Regions from separate parts of the Mus musculus genome. Here region 1 is linked to region 2. Evidence: chromatin loops called from intact Hi-C (ENCODE). Cell type or tissue: gastrocnemius. All regions are shown on one strand. Links, peaks and the distances in the headings refer to the core of each region. The heading gives the core; the rest is flanking DNA. Region 1 overlaps Marchf10 (membrane associated ring-CH-type finger 10). Region 2 overlaps Gm39417 (a long non-coding RNA gene).

What was found. Hi-C counts contacts between places; a loop is a spot of excess contacts. Peaks named below come from ENCODE experiments on the same cell type or tissue, not always from the same donor. Only the 100,000 strongest peaks of a DNase experiment are listed, where the experiment ranks them.
Region 1: it touches region 2 in a loop (2.2-fold over the local background); 6 of 42 quality-filtered maps call a loop at or near these places.

The regions. Positions count from the first base shown.
Region 1 is chr11:105,370,561-105,378,893 of GRCm38, reverse strand. Marchf10 (membrane associated ring-CH-type finger 10) reads left to right here. Exons shown (of 12, transcript NM_172568.2): 10 at 6,919-7,032. Among named protein-coding and RNA genes, the nearest start is that of Gm39417, 75 kb to the left of the region's middle. In gastrocnemius, for the core only: no CTCF peak of the experiment used is centred there; DNase peaks (open chromatin) are centred at 2,799, 2,966 and 3,422.
Region 2 is chr11:105,458,820-105,467,152 of GRCm38, reverse strand. All of the region lies in intron 1 of Gm39417 (a long non-coding RNA gene), which reads right to left. Among named protein-coding and RNA genes, the nearest start is that of Marchf10, 6.3 kb to the right of the region's middle. In gastrocnemius, for the core only: no CTCF peak of the experiment used is centred there; no DNase peak of the experiment used is centred there; H3K27ac peaks cover 450 bases.

The sequences.
Region 1 (8,333 bases), core at 91-8,090, 88 kb after region 2:
TATACCCCCTCCAAACATCATGTGTCCTCCACGTGCCTTGCCTCTGCATGTGCATCCCATCAACCTGAATCCTCGGAAGTGGCTAGAAACTGTAGCATATCATCAGGGTTTTTTTGGTGCGTTTCTCTCTGTGGAGTCCCCACAAATGCAGCTCGACTATGCAGTGTAAGGTGGACCAATACATGCGTGTTGTTAGCAAAGAATCCTTCATTATGGGTCCTTTCACATGCTTGCCTTAGCAGAACATCCTCTCTCCCTTGTCTGCTTCATTGAAACGTCTCTTCATGAGTCGGCCTTAGCCTTTCACACCTGTGTCCACTTTAATGAAATGTTCCTTCACGTGTTTGCTCCAGCAAAACACCATCCAACCGACTTTGCAAAGAACTCTTTAAATTTCCACTTCACTCCCCAGATAAGGCTTCCACTCCGTCCTTCACAGCCGGAATGTTACCCAAAGCTCTGTTTTGGCTCCTGGCTCTGGAGCCTAAGGTCTAAGGTCCAGCCCCATTACTCTGGGCCTCTGGTGAGAGCGGCACTCTGCGCAGAAGTGTCATGGAGCAGACTGCTCACCTTCGCAGCTAAGAAGCAGAGGGAGAAGGTACTCAGGGTTCTCCTTCCAGAGCACAGATAGCTAAGGACCTCCCCGGGTCTCCTCCCTAAAGGCTTCACCGCTCCTAACAGGGGACCACGCCTCTGACATGGACATCACAGCAAGGGGTGCTTGGTTTCACAGAAGAGCCTTGAGCTAACTCTGCTCTTTCAGAGGACCCGGGTCCGGTTCCCAGTAACCACGTGGTGGCTCCTAACTGTCCAGCTCCAGGAGATCATATTCACTCTTCAGACCACCATGGGCACTTCATGTATGTAATGCACATACACACGCACAGGCAAAACACTCACTCACTCACACACACACACACACACACACACACTAATCAATATAAAATTCTTTAAATGCAAAGATAAGACTTATGTCTCAAAGAACCATGTAAGAATGGAATGAAAAAGCCTGCCAGGCTAGGAACCTGTACCCAGGGGTGTTTTCCTCAAAATTGGAAGCAAAATGGAGAGTTTGTGAAAGAATGAATTCCAAAAAAAAAATACAATAAAATTCATACTCTGGGGCCAGTGAGATGTCTCACTAAGTAAAGGTGCTTGCAGCACAAGGCTGACAACCTGAGTTCAACCCCGGGGCCCACTTGGTGGAAGGAGAGAACTGACTTCCAAAGGCTGTCTCTGCCTTCCTCCTGTGCCCTGTGGCACACACTCCCATACACACTCCAATGAGTGAGGGAGTAAATAAATAAAACAAATAAATAAATGTCGCATTGATAATTTTGAAGTATAACCCTCTAGGCAGCTTAACACCTTCTTCACAAACACTGGACTTGCACGTGTGTGTGACTTGCACGTGTGTGTGACTTGCACGTGTGTGTGACTTGCACGTGTGTGTGTGAACGCTTCATACCGCCAGGCCTCCAAGTATAGCAGGCTAACCATCTAGGCTTGTTTAAGAACACTCTGATGGTCGGTCACACAATTAAATCACCTAGCAACACATTTCCCAGAATGTGTCTCTGGGCCTAAGCAACATATAGCTATAATTATACATTGAAGTGATGTTTTAGATATACTGGGTTAATAAAATACCTTGTTCATATTAATCTCACTGGTTTTTAAAACTCTCGCGTGGCTGCTGTAATTTTTCAAATTGCATATGCGGTTTGCATTTGTGCCTCAATTTGTATCGTAATACATAGTTCTGATCTAGAGGCAGTAATATTTATTATAAAATAAGCAGTTAATAAATATTTGCCACATAAATTTCGCCCAGCATTACCATTATAACTTAAAGCTACCTTTCCTTAAAATATCCCTCCCACCAGGGCTGGGAGATGGCTCAGCATTTAAGAGCACTAACTGCTCTTCCAGAGGTCCTGAGTTCAATTCCCAGCAGCCACATGGTGGCTCACAACCATCTGTAACGGGATCTTATGCCCTCTTCTGGTGTGTCTGATGACAGCTACAGTGTACTCATATAAATGAAATAAATAGTCTATTAAACACACACACACATATATGTCTCTCTCTCTATATATATATATATGCATACACCCAAAATTAATAACCATGATTGTGAAGCACATAATTTTGAAACTACAATATCATTGTTAAACCAAAAGTCTCCCTTAGCGGGGACTTAATTTGACTCATATGTCATTAGCCTGTATCCAGGTTTTTTTCTTCAAACATTTTGACAGCTACATAGTAGATTTGAGACCAGCATGAGCTTCACAGCCTCTGTCTCACATAAACAACAGCAACAACAAAACCACGCAAAAATCCTCCATGGCTTAACACCCTAGATGACAGTCTGTAACCTTTTAGTAGCAAATCTCTCTCCCTGTCCAAATGCTGATGCCCAGGTGTAACTCCAGAAGCTCCACTGGCCTGGGATGGAGACAGGGTATCATTTGTTTTCAATTGTGGGAAAATATCCATACTATAAAAGGTTAGCTTTCAAAGCTTTTATTGAGCACCCACTGATGTGTTAGAATGGCAGGTCATGTCTCAACAGCACACTAGGCCAAGACAGTTCCATGTGGAAGAGCTTTTATTGGGAGGGAGAGACAAAGTGCAGGCATGGAAAATGATGTAACGCAGGTAAAGGTGGGAGGTGAGCCAAGTGGATTCTAGGAATATGTGCCTGTTGCCTTGGCAACAGGTCTACAGGTCAAGCTGTCACCTATGAGATGTCATAGGTTTGGGAGGTCCTGATGCCAACACCTGCTGTGTGTCCCACATAGTGCTGTGATAAACTAGAGTACCCAGGGCCAACAAGACTGCCTTCTAATGAAGAATACAAGTGAGCAGAATTGCATGGGTGTGTGTGTGTGTGTGTGTGTGTATGTGTGTGTGTGCAGTGTCAGAGAAAGGGCTGTGGAAAAGCCAAGGTTTTATACTTGGTTCACCTGTGCATATGTTTACTGAGTACACACTGTGCCCCAGGCACTGGGCCAGACCCCAGGAGTCCAGGTGCAAAAGGGTTGTCCACAGACCTCAGGCACAGTGTTCCCAAAACCCCACTTTTAGTCCTGGCCTCCTGCAGGATATATTTGTTTTGCAAAATATCAAGGCCACCTGTGTTAGCCCAATTTACATAACGCCTGCAGGAAACAGGCAGAACAGGGGTGACCTGTCCCCTTTTATGAATTGAAGTCACCCTCACACTGCACAGTTAAAATGGTTTTCCTAAAAGTCCCGGTGTCGACGGCCCTGGTCCACCCTCTCACCCGAGAACACTTTAGGAACCACACCCATTGTCTCCCAGAGATGCACCCCTGCCACGTTTGCTCTGGCACTTGAGGGTCTTGGTGGCCTCTGGCCGTCACTTCGTCACTTCTCTGAAGCGCAGGCCTGACTTTGCCTCATCTCAGCCAAGGGCAGATGTCCTTAGACATATGCAAGCCTCTAATCACCTTTAGATCCTGGGGCTTCTCTGGAACACACTTAAGGCTTCATAAAACACGCAGCCAGGCTGTCAGCTTCGGCCCTGTGTGATCTGGATGCTGACACGTTCCATCTGAGCCACATCTCTTGACCACAATGACTGTTAAAGGACAGGCAGGCTGCATGGCTCTTCTAATAAAGGTGATTGTGTCTCCAGCCCGGCTGCCTCAGTTCCACCCCAGGAAGGAGGAAACTGACTCCACAGAGTTTTCCTCTGACCTCTACTTGCCTTCCATGACATGCACACATGTGTATGTACACACACACACATACACCTGTATACACACATGTACAGTAATTAGTTTTAAAGAAACCAAGAGACAGGAGCTGGGGGGAAAGGTAATGGATACTAGACAGAGAGGCTCTCAGAGGTCCTGTCCACAGTGCCCATGCCATCTTGCCCTAGCGGCCCCACCCCGTTCTGCAGGCCGGTGACAAAAGGAACTCCACATGAGAGGCAGAGTGACCCAGATCGCATCAGGGGTGGCACCAGTGAATAATTCTCCAAAACGCACTTCCCAGGAACCCTGGGATCGATCTGCTGCAGTGGACGCATGCTAACATGCCTCTCTCTGACCAGCAGAGCCCGAGTCAGCAGTGCGTTATGCAGAGGATATTTATGGCTTGAGTGACAGGTTCCCTCCCACAGAACAGAGAAGAGGCCAATCTACTAGAAGTGACTTTTCAAATTATCTGCAGAAAACATTAGCGGGTGTTTTCCCATCTACATGCCTCCAGGCCTCATTGAGCTATAAAAAGTAAATGACTTTCCTGAAGTCTTTGACAAACCCAACCAGTCCAAGCCATTTTGTAGCTGGTTGCTTTGCCATCTCCTGTCACAGAGGCTGCTCCAAAAGCCCTACACCTAACCCCTCTCTCTCTAGCAGAGAGAGGGGTAAGATCTGGCACATTAGAAAGGCTTCCTGGAGGAGGTGGTTTTGGAAGGTGGATAGGGATAAAAGGGAAAATGCTAATAAAAAAGCAAGATGCCTGTTTGGGGTAGAAGTCAGAAGAGCACACGTTCTTTTGTGCATGTACACACAGATGCACACACTCATGGACACGTTTGCACACACACACACACACACACACACACACACACACAATCAAAAGCTGAAAATAGAAGTCTAAGTCTACTAGACAGTGAGTTTCAGTCCGGAAAGACAGACAGTACAGAGGCCTTGCACAGTGACCTTGAGGCCACTTGTCACACCAAGAACCGGAGATAGCCAAACACACAAGGAAGGGCACATCGATCCTTGCTCTGCTTCTGAGTCTTTCCTGGCAGCCACTTGGTCCTAGGAGACTTGGATTCTGCTCCAGCTTCCTGAGCTGCCCTTGATCAACCTGGAACCGGGGGGGACAGCCAGCAAAGCAGCTCTGCAGCTTCAGGAAGAAGATGAGCTGCCTGAAGAGGCCGCCCTGTGGAGTCTATGCTTTGCTAACTTGGGCGCTATCAATGGTTCTGACCCTTCCCAAGGACGTGTAAAAGGTCGTGACCCCAGCAGAGGATTTTTGTCCCCTGTGTCTGAGCGGCTCCCCAGCACAGGCAAACCTATCCTGGACCACCACCACCCATGGGATTTGGTGGGAGAACGGATGGGGATCATAGAGTGTCCCACCCCCCTCCTCCCCTTGCAGACGGGAGTCCTAACTAGTGCTCCTGGGAGGGGTGAGTTGGGAAGGGCCCTGGAGCACAACCGAGGAACTACAGAGCCACAGGCTGGATGTCCAGCCCTCGAATCACAGCTTCTGCTTCAAGCGCCAGGAAGAAGAAAACACAACTGGCTTGCCAACAAATGGCAGAAACATTTGCAAGTACAAGATACAGAGTACATAACAAGTATTTAAGAGCCAGAGAGTAAATGCCTAGGACAAATGAAGCTCTCACAGGAAGGCTCCCACAGGAAGTGACGCCGCTGAGAACTCTAACAAAGTTATAGACAATGCCAGGCCGAGAGACAAGCAATATACAGAATATATGCATGAAAACAACAGACCAAAGAAAGGCCGAGCAAAGGCCCTGGGGTTCCCAGAGCCAGCTGAGACCCTAGTGAGGTACCCTCTCTAGGAAGGCAAACAGGACTAGACAGGCAGCCAGGAGGGGCCGTTAGGTGAGGTGAGGTCGTCAATAAGTCCATGAAGAACTATACCAAACTAAGGTCCGGAGCCTGTTCTCTCGGCAAAGGAAGGTCTGGGAAAATGAAGCACACCCAATGTGGCAGGGTTGTAAAGTGTGTCTTCTAAGAGCTTTCCTGACCAAGACACCAGCAGTTACACACACACAGGCACACACCCCCACACACTGCACACAGAGACAGAGAGACAGAGACACACAGAGAGAAAGACAGGAGAGAGAGGAGATAATATAATATCCAGACTCTTTCTGCCTAATCTGACTCCCTACCTCACCATCTTCCCAGCCTGCGCATATAAGGTTTGTGAAAATCCCAAATACTGGTAAGGCTCGGGGAAGGACTCATCGGGCCCCAGGCCTAGCAGGACTTATTGGAAGATGATCGCTGATCCAGGAGTGTGGTCCTTGGGAGGAGTCCTGTGCCTGTGCTCCAGCGCACATCTGTGCACATCCAAGCAGAGCTAATTGGGCTCTGGGTTATAAAAGATAAGAAATAAGGAAGGAACATAAAGTTGGGAAGCGGGTGTGGGGAAAGGTCTGAGAGGATTAGTAGGAGACTGGGGGTGGATATGAGCAAAATATATTGTATGCATGTATAAAATACTCAAGGAAGAAACCTTTTTTAAAAAATGCAGAACGAACGCCTGTCAGCATATGCTAGCCACATCAGCCAGGAGAGAATTTTGCATCTCTCTCTCTCTCTCTCTCTCTCTCTCTCTCTCTCTCTCTCTCTCTCTCTCTCAAACACACACACACAGAAACACACACACTCATACACGCACATGCTTACACACACCCTTCTGTCATTAACATACTCCTGCCACCTGCCATCAAAAACATCTCCCACCAAGGTTGCACTCAACCAACCTCTCAGATTGACCTCTGCTGTAGCTGTTTGTGACCAGGGCCCATTCTGTGACCGGGGAAATCAGGTCCCAGCAGCAAACCCTGAGGATTCCTGCCCTGTGCAACCCATAGCACAGGGTTCAGTGACTTCTCTCAAAGGTCTGTGGGATGGGAATCAGCCTGGCAAATGGAACTTTTGGAGCCTCCTCCCCTGGGTGGCAGAGAACTGCAGGAGGGGCTGTGCTCTACCACCCTGAGCCTCCTCCAGTTCGGTCCCATGGTTCCCGGAGGCAGACCTTCCTTTGGACTTGAGCTCTCCCCCCCACCCCCCTTCTTGCTTCCTCCACACTTATTACCTTCCACCCCCGTGGCTGAGTGCATGACTAGTCTGGAGATGACTTCTGGACTTTCTTTTCCACGTGCAGGCACAGAGTGAGCTGATGAACTCAGGCTTGTACCTGGTGCTGCTGCTGCACCTATATGAGCAGAGGTTCGCGGAGCTCATGGCACTCAACTACAGGCGGGCTTCCAGAGAGAGGGTAAGTCCTGGCTCCGGGAGGAGCATGCTGCGCAGCCAAGGACACCACGTGATGCTGTTTCCTAGACATGCATCTCTTGAAGTCCTTATGGTCACTTGATGAGGACTGGGACTGTCACTCTGTTAGGTCTAAGATTTAGTAGCCACTAAGTGTATGTGCAGTGACCTCTGACTGAAGGCAGTTATAATCACATGACTCCTAAGTGTCAAATGCAAATAGCTAGCAAGTGGTCGTCAGTGGTCATGCCAGTGAAGGAGTCTCTAGGGCAACCGCCCCCCCCACCAATAGAGGTGTGCAAGAACGCTGTTGTTAAGTGTATGCTCTGTGAAAGTGTGGGTACTCAAGCACACAGAAGCTGTGCAGCTGTGCAGAAGCAGGGCATTACACACTGGAGAGCTTGTGAGGGGTCACACTCTGAGATATCAGCTCTGCTGATGTGTTTTGGGACAGTAGGGTATAGTGTGCGTGTGTCTGTGTGTCCCTGTGTGTCTGTGTGTCCCTATGTGTGTGTCCATCCCTGAAGCCTGACGGCAGGCTGAGAAGTAAAGGCGTTGATGGTGGCCCCTGTATGACAAGTGACCATGTATGCACTGGAATGGCTTTCCTTTAACAAGAGAGTGGAGCCAGAAAGAATCACACAGGATAAAGGGGATAGTTGGACTTAAGCAAGTGAAGTCTCAGCATCTCGGCCCTTGGGGACTTCTTACTTCATCAAATGGCCACCTATGGTCACAAGAGGCAAGAACTCTGTGAGGAAAGGGCAGGAGCCCAATCATGCCAGCAGCTGACTACACTGCCAGTGTTGGGACTCCCAGGATGCCCCACAAGGCTTTGCTCCTGATATCTGCTCATGCTGGGGTACGGCAGGAGGAGGAGCCAGTATGGCAGTGGTCAAGCCTCTGGTGGTGCTGGACGCAATCTCTGTCACCTGCACCCCAGCCCTGAACCCCTCTTTCTCTTTGCTTTGTTCTTTATCCTTCTCTTCCTCCCTTCTCTGTTTTCCTCCTCTTCCTCCTCTTCCTCAAGTGGACTGCGGACATTTCCCAACACCATCACCGCCCATAGGCTGGAGCCCGTATAGGCAGCCATGCTCGACCCTCTTTATACAAGTTGCAGTTCCGTGGACCACTGTGAGCTGCATGGAACCATTCTATTAAAAGCACTGGATTCAGGGCCCTAAATCCCCACGCTGGGGAGCCAGAGGTAGATGGAACTCTAAGTTCAAGGCCAGCCTGGTCTACATGGCAAAGCCTTATTTCAAAAGCAAAAGAAGGAAATTTCACACTGGATGCAACTCAGTT
Region 2 (8,333 bases), core at 116-8,115:
GAATGAAGAAGAGAGTTTCGAGGAGGTGAAGGGAACAGAGAAGGGAGTCGGTAGAAGGCAAAACCCAATTACTAAAATCTACAAAACCAGCCAAGAAATTTGTTTGGGAAAGAGAAATCTAAGATCTGTGGTTTGGCAAGTAATGCTGACTTGTGATGAGAAAGGCAGAAAAGAAAGGGGAAACGGGGCTGAGGACGGGAGGGAGAGAGGGTAAAGAGGAAGGCAAGCCAAAGACCAGGAAAGAGAGGAACTAGGAAGCCAAGAGAGTGAGAGTCAGTGCATCCTAGGAACAGACTTGGAGGGCTTAGCAGATAACATGCTTGTTATGCAAGCATGAGGACCTGAGCTTCAATCCCCAGCACCCATGTTTAAAAAAATAATCTAGGCAGGCATTGTGTGTATGTAATCCCAGCACTGAGGGAGTGACAGAGAGAGATAAAATCCCTGGGGCTCCAGGGCTAATCTGGCTGAATCAGTAAATTCTGGGTTCAGTGAGAGCCCAGTCCTAAAAAACAAAGTGGAGGAATAGAGATGACACTCAAAGGTGAAGTACTTGCCTAGCGTGCAGAAAGCCTGGGTTCCATCACCCGCATATCTGGGTCTGGTAGTGAATGTCTGTCACCCCAGTATTTGGGAAATGCTGGCAGCAAGCAAGGTTGAGGCCAGACGGGGATACATGAGACTCTGTCTCAAAAAAATATTTCTTAAGAGCACGTATGATAGCAAGTAACTGAGAAGATACCCAGTGACATTTGGTGTATACACACAGGTGACACACGCGCACACACACACACGGGGACAGAGAGAAAGAGATACACACATAGAGTTACAGAAATCACACACATAGAGATACACACACAGATACATAGAGAGGTATACACACATACACACACACAGATACACGCATACATGAAGAGAGGAAAAAATACACACACATAGAGATACACACACATACACAGATACACACAGAGAGATTCACACACATATGGAGAGAGAGAAAGAGATACACACTCACAGAGTTACAGAGATCACACACATAGAGATGCACACATACACGCACACACATGTGACAAGGAAAGGCTGTAAGGAGAGGCTATAAGTTAACAAACAGGATATATGTAGTAGATCAGGGCAGGACATAGGACTGTGTATCCATCCTAGAACTAGAAGTGCCTGATCCTTCCACATCTCTTCTCCTGTCGATTGATAACACACTTTGTTTGAATGACAACCTGAAGTTTTCTTAAAGACCAGACTAGGAATCATGAGGTCATAACTATTATTTCTGGTGATGAACTTCCTGGTAGATGTAAATAAAACGGCCCACATGAGACGTCAGAAATGCCCGCAGGTAAGCATGCATGCATACATGCATGCATGCATGCAGGTGCTGTGGCATGGAGCAGGTGTGAAGAGCTAGGGATGCAGCTCGGTGACTAACTGCTTTCCTGGTGTGTGACAGGCCGCCGTTCTGTCTTGGTACCATGGAAAGAACAGCAGGTAAAGCCTGTCGCAGGCCTGATGACCTCAGCTTGACCTCTGGATCCCACACGGTAGCGAGAAAACCAACTCCTGAAAGTTGTCCTCTGATTTCTACACCTAGATGTGGTAACACAAATATATCTGTAACACACACACACACACACACACACACACACACACACACAAAATAAATAAATAAATAAATAAATAAATAAATAAATAAACAAACAAATGTAATACTTTAAAAACCAAAAACACCACCCCCACCCCCCAAAAAACAACAACAAAACCCCTCTCGTGTGGTTTTCTGTGGTGCTTGGAATAAAGTCCAGTCCCATCTCTCAGAGCCTTATCACTTTTCCTCACACTGGCCCTCCGGCTTCCTGGCTTCCCTTGATCTCTAAGCTTTCTTTTGCCTGAAGACTTTCCCAATCTCATTATCTCCATCCCTGGAGTCCTTCTCATCCTTTAAGTCTCACCCAGCGAGACCATCTTCAACTACCACATTCCAATAGCTTCCCACTCTCCCCACCATGACAACCAATATTCCCCTGTCACTATTCCCTATTAGCAAAGTCTACTTACCACCTGTTGGTATTTATTGATTTGTGCGGACATAAATCATCTTTGCCACTTAATAGCCATTCAATAATTATTTGCCAACCAAGCAAACACATTTGGTATCCACAGCCTTGATAAGGGTAGCAAGCTCCAATAACCACACTTTGTTCTATCCCCTCCCTCCCACTCCTGGCTCTCCCAAGTCTAGTTCCCACCTGTGCCTGGCAGACACTTGCGCTGCCCCAAAACACCCTTAGCCCAGACGAAGGGGAAGTGAACTGCTGAGCTTATGTCGGGCAAAGGCAATGCAATAGGGGAGAAATGAGAGAGACTGGCTCATCTGCTGTCGTCTGTGGCATTACAGAAACAGCAAGAGAACCAAGAAAGGTTTCTGGGCTGGGGTTTGGGGGCAGGGCTCAGTGGGAAAAATCACTCGCTGGGCAAGCATGAGGACCTGAGCTTGAATCGCCAGACGTCATGTAAAGCCAGACCACAGTAATGCATGGCTGTAATCCCAGTGTTTCTAAGGGGAGATAGGAGACAGAGGTGGAGGAGTGCCTGGAGACTCTGGGGCCAGCTAGCCTGGAACACAAGAAGCAAACAAGAGAGCCTGACTCAAACAAGATGGGAAGTCAGGACTGATACACAAAGTTGTCCTTTGACCTCCACACACGAGCCATAGCATGTAACAGTCACACACATGCATAGACATCATATAAAAATGATGAGAAGAAGAAGAAGACAAGAGGGCAAGTGTCAGTGATGTTTTATGTCAGGGATGGATATCCATCTGTGCGCTCCCTACACCATCCCTGGGAGGAGTGAAGAGCACTCCACAGAGCTGAAGCTCCATGAAGCAAACATCTCAAGAGCAGAGCTTAGAAAGAAGGCTACCTCTGCTCCCCTGACCGACCGAACAACCGACCGCTCTGGGGGTTTTTTGTTTGCTTTTTTCTGGAGGGTGGGTGTTTTGTTTTGTTTTGTTTTCAGCTCTGGTTTTCCTCACTTGCTCTGCCCCTTTGCCTGAATACAATGCTATAGTATAGTCCACCAAAGTCCTGGACATGCTTGGCTCTTATGCTCCCTGGCTTCTTGATAAGCGTCTCTTTTGTTTGCTTGCTTTGGCCTGAGCATTTAATTTGTCCAGAAACCTATTTACTGCTCGTGTGTTTTTCTCACACACCCCCCACCTCCCCCACCCCCTACCCCAGTTCTGGAGATAAAACCTGAGAGCTTGCACTCACTAGGCAAGTACTCTACTGCTTGCCTAGTGCACTGTTACTCCCCATGTGGGATTCTTGCTGCGGTCGTAGCTTCTGAAGGCTGAGCCTCATACAGGCAGGGCTTGAAGATCAGCCCATAACTTGCACTCTTGGCTAAACATGTATGGCCTGAGCTTATCTGAAGTCCAAACAAATCAGATATTCCTTCTGGACAGAAGTCAAATTCTTTCCTTTGGTAACCATTTTTCAGAAATTAAAAAAAAAAGCAATATATTTGTTCAGAGTTCTTGTAATCAAATCCAATCTTACATCAGAGGCATTAATTGCCATAATGAAAGGCTCTGAATACTCCAAATCTTCCAAAATAGATAAAGCAATAAAGGTTTAATGGAACTTCTGAGAAGCATTTCAGCACTGGGAGATCCAAGCCGTCGAATGAATCTGTTTCCTCTTTGTAAGATAGTACAACAGGCTAGCTATGACTCTAACAGAGGGAAATTCTAAGAGCTCTCCTACAGGACATGCTTTATTAAGAAATTAATTGTAGGGCGTGTGCCAATCTCTAACAGAGTCTACTTTATTCCACAGAAGAATTGGATTGGGAACATCTGATCTTTGAAAACCCAACTGGCGTTACTAAGTTTCATATCGTTTCTGGATGGCTGCAAGCCTCAAATGAGATCCACCCTCCCTGTTAGAGAAGAGGTCTCAGTAAAAGGGGTCTCTGAAATGCAATCTAAAAATTAGCCACGGGGATAATAGCAATGTTTTAAAGACATAATAAGTCTTTGAAGGCGTTCTTTGATGTGGCGGATATGTACCTTTGGCTGTCAATGTACACCTGTAATGTAATCAACGGCCGTCAGGACTGGGTGTTGGGCGGCGGCCACTTACAAGGCACACCACCAGGAACTCGGCCTTCAGTGTTCCACTCATTCTCACAGGAGAGGAGGCCCTGATTATTCTACTCCCAACTCTGCGGATCTTCAGGTTAAAGCTGTTTGCTCTCGAGCCGCAAATGCCACTGCTGGGAATTTAAGCCAAGTTCTCTTGAAGCCATACTACACTGCTGATAGAGTAAATGGAAGAGGAACAGCCCGGTGAAGCTCAGCAGGAGGGGACCTCAATGAAGCATGACGTTGTGACGTCTCCAAAAGCTTGGAAGGAAATCAACCAGATCAGTTATCAGATGGAAATGCCCTGGGTAGGAGGAAGGTTATTCCTCAAGGTCTGCTGCTGCTGGATAAATCCCCTAAGAACAAACACACAATTCCCTTAAATCTAATTCAATATGCATCTAGTCTTCTTTAATTCAGCCTCCTGGGGATGCCTTTCCACAAGGAGCGAGCACCTTGCATGCCTAACAAGGGTCAGTCTGCCAGATTTATTCTCTGGGGGAAAAAAATTGATAGTAAGATCACTGAGAATCAGTTCCTAAATGATTGATTCTGAGTTAACAAAAATGGATCCCTGGGGCTGGAGAGACAGCTCTGTCGATAAAGTGTTAGCGTCACGCTTGTGGGGACCAGGGTTCAGATCTCCAGAACTCATACGAAAAGCAGAGCACAGTGACCCATGCTGTGGTCATCCCAGCAATGGTGAGATGGGAGAAGACTGGCACATCCCAGGAGTGACACCTGAAGTTATTCTCTGACATAGGCATGCACAACCGTACATGCACGTGCATGCTCGCACAAATGTGTAAAGGGCACGAGGATCTCAGTGCCCACAGAGAAGCGACAGGGAAACCAGAAATGTTAAACACACAATGGAAGGGATGGGTACCTGTGTCCCACCCAGAAGGCTGGGGTGGGTGCTATGTGTAGGGCCAGGCCACACCCAGGTCCCCCAGACTATTATGCTTATCCCAGATTCTTCCTCCTTTATGTTGAGCACTGTTTCTCAATCACTTGAAGCCATCTTTAGGAGAGATGTCACACGCACTTTGTAGCTGGGTGACCTCTACCATATTATATGACTGAGATCACACCTGCTCCTCCCCTAGCCCTTAAACTTATAGAACCAATCAATCTTTATGGAAGAGGTCACGCACACTTTGCAAAAGAGTTTTGATGATGTCATGCCTAAAGCTTTGTTGTACACATGGAACTGAGATCAATATTACCAGGAAAAATTTTCCCCAAAACTGTACTTTACTTAAACGTGTCTAAAATAAACTGTCCACTATCAGACTCTAGAGGTCTAAACCAACACTGGCTACCAAGTCATGTTGAACCAAATTTCATTTTTGCCTCATTCAGATCATAACTCTGCTGAGTAATGCAGAGTAATGGAGTTTGCAGGAACCACACACACACACACACACACACACACACACACACACACACACACACACACGAGTTCTTGAACCTATAAAAAAACCAAGAAGCAAATCCTGACTCTTCAATGACCTACTAAGCATTCTACTTGTGTGTTTGTGTGTGTAATGTATGTGTGCAGTGTGTATGTATGCGTCTGTGTCTGTGTGTGCATGTGCTGGTGCACATGCATGTGTATGCTCACTAATGTCAAGGCCATAGGCAGATGCTAAGTGTCTTCCTTTACCACCTTATCTTTCAAGACAGGGTATCTCACTGAAGCCAGAGTTCAGAGTTTGGGTAGACTACCTGGCCAGTGAGTTCTGGGGATCCACCTATCTCCACACCCGACCCACAGCCTCCCATGTTCCAATCATGCTGCGTTAGAGATGCATGTGACCACACACACCTAGCTTTGGACATGAATCCTAGGATCCTATCTCAGGCCCTCATGCTGTATGCTTGTGCAAAAGGCAATCCACCAACTGAGCCATCTCGATACCCAGCCCACCCCCCCCCATCACAGTGACATTAATATGTCTGCTTTTAATGGATGGCATTAACAGATTGCCACAATGGCATCCCTGTCTAGTGAAACATGACTGTAAGGTGAATGCAGAATATCACCACAGCCTACGCCATACTTATAGTCCTTAGCTAGTTTTGAAAATTAGTCAGGGGCTGGTAAGATGGTTTAGTTGGCTAAGCCACCACATCTGATGACCAAAGTTTGATCCCTGGGACCCACAGGATGGAGGACGAGAACCAACTCCTCCAAGTTGTCCTCTAGGCTCCACACATGCACCACGGCACATGCTCTCCATCATACACAAAATAATATCCACACATGCACCACGGCACATGCTCTCCATCATACACAAAATAATATCCACACATGCACCACGGCACATGCTCTCCATCATACACAAAACAATAAAAAGTATTTTAGTTTTTAGAAAATTGATCAGCCGTATTCCCAAGTTATTCTGAAGGCCGACATGCCTTCTCACTTTCCCTCCTCAGGAAAGGGCTCCTTTCCTTGTTTAGTTTTGTAATTGTAATTTAATTTTATTTATCTATTATCTGTGTGTATGCATGTCACACGTTTATGGATGTCCTCATAGGCAGAAGATGGTGTCAGATTCCCGGAGCCAGAGATAGAGGGAGTTGTGAGCTGCCTGACATGAGAAACCAGAACTGAACTGGGGTCTTCTGGAAGAGCAGCAAATGCTCTTGACCACTGAGCCATCTCTCTCGGATCCTTTTGGTTTGTTTTTTTGAGACAGTGCTCATGTAGCCCAGGCTGGCCGTGAGTCTCACAATCTTCCTACTTCCACCTCCGGAGTGCTGGGATTACAAGATGCACCACCACACCCAGGGTGGAATGATTTTAACAAACAACAAGCATGGTTCGTGCCAGGCATGAGTGAAGGCAACACAATGACCTCAGCTGATGAAAACAGGAACTCATTAGTCATGGAAGACTCAAGGCAAAATGACCCTGTCTAAGCATTTCGAGGGAGGCCACTTGGCACAAAGCTCTGTGGCCTGTAGAAGCTCCTGATTGTACGCTTACAAGGACCTTAATTAGTTAGTAGTCTGTCCCCCTCCCTCCCTGCCTTCCTCTCTCCCCCTCCCCTCCCCTGTTTGCCTCTGTCTCTCTCTCTGTCTCTCTCTCTCTCTCTCTCTCTCTCTCTCTCTGTGTGTGTGTGTGTGTGTGTGTGTGTGTGTGTTAGGATTGGCTATTTCAACACCATTGCGTACCTGTGCCAAGTCCCCATGAACATGGCATGGCAGTCTTAGAAGAGCCTCCTGACAGTTTGCTCTGGATTAAATACTTTATTTCGTTGTTGTTTTGAAACCTCCACAGGCTTCACCTGAATCGTTACACTTCCGGTTGCCCTTTACAGAATTCTTAGATTCAAGTAAAGGATTTCTTGTGGCTTATTTGCAAATGCAGGTCACCTCGGTGATTAGAACCCATGACTATTTAAGCCCCTTTCCTCTCCTCATTTACCAGGGGCAAAAAGTAATGGCACTTAGGATGCTTCCTTCCATGGAAACTGTTTCTTCTCTCAGGCTTCCACTTTTCTCTTTGGCCACACTTGCTTTTTAGTACAGGAGCTGACCTGCTTTGTAATTTACATGTCAGGGTTAAGTTTACTCCTGAAAAGCTGACTGTCTGAATTGCTTTGTAGCTTCTTTAGGAGCTGATCTTTGCCACTGCCTCTTTCTCTCAAGGGCATGATGCTTTCTTCCAGGTGTGTTGGCACCTGTAACCTGTAACCCCAGCACTGGGGAGGCGAAGGTAGGAGGACCAAGAATCTGAGGTCAGCCTGGGTAATGCAGTCATGACCCGACCCCCTAGAGACCCCACAAAATAACAACAACAAAAACAAAGCAAAGGGGCTGGAGAGATGGCTCAGCGGGTAAGAGTACTGACTGCTCTTCCGAGTCCGAAGGTCCTGAGTTCAAATCCCACAACCACATGGTGGCTCACAACCATCCGTAATGAGATCTGACGCCCTCTTCTGGAGTGTCTGAAGACAGCTACAGTGTACTTACATATAATAATATAATAAATCTTTTTTTTTTTTAAGTATAGGAATGTTTCATGCTGAGACAGGTAACTTCTCCAAGCTTTGTACTTTGTGTTTTAGCAGTAAAATGTGCCTTGGAAAATGAAACTACCAATTAATGTTTGTCTTCTCTCATTTAAACCTCACAACAGCCTTTTGGGGGTGAAATG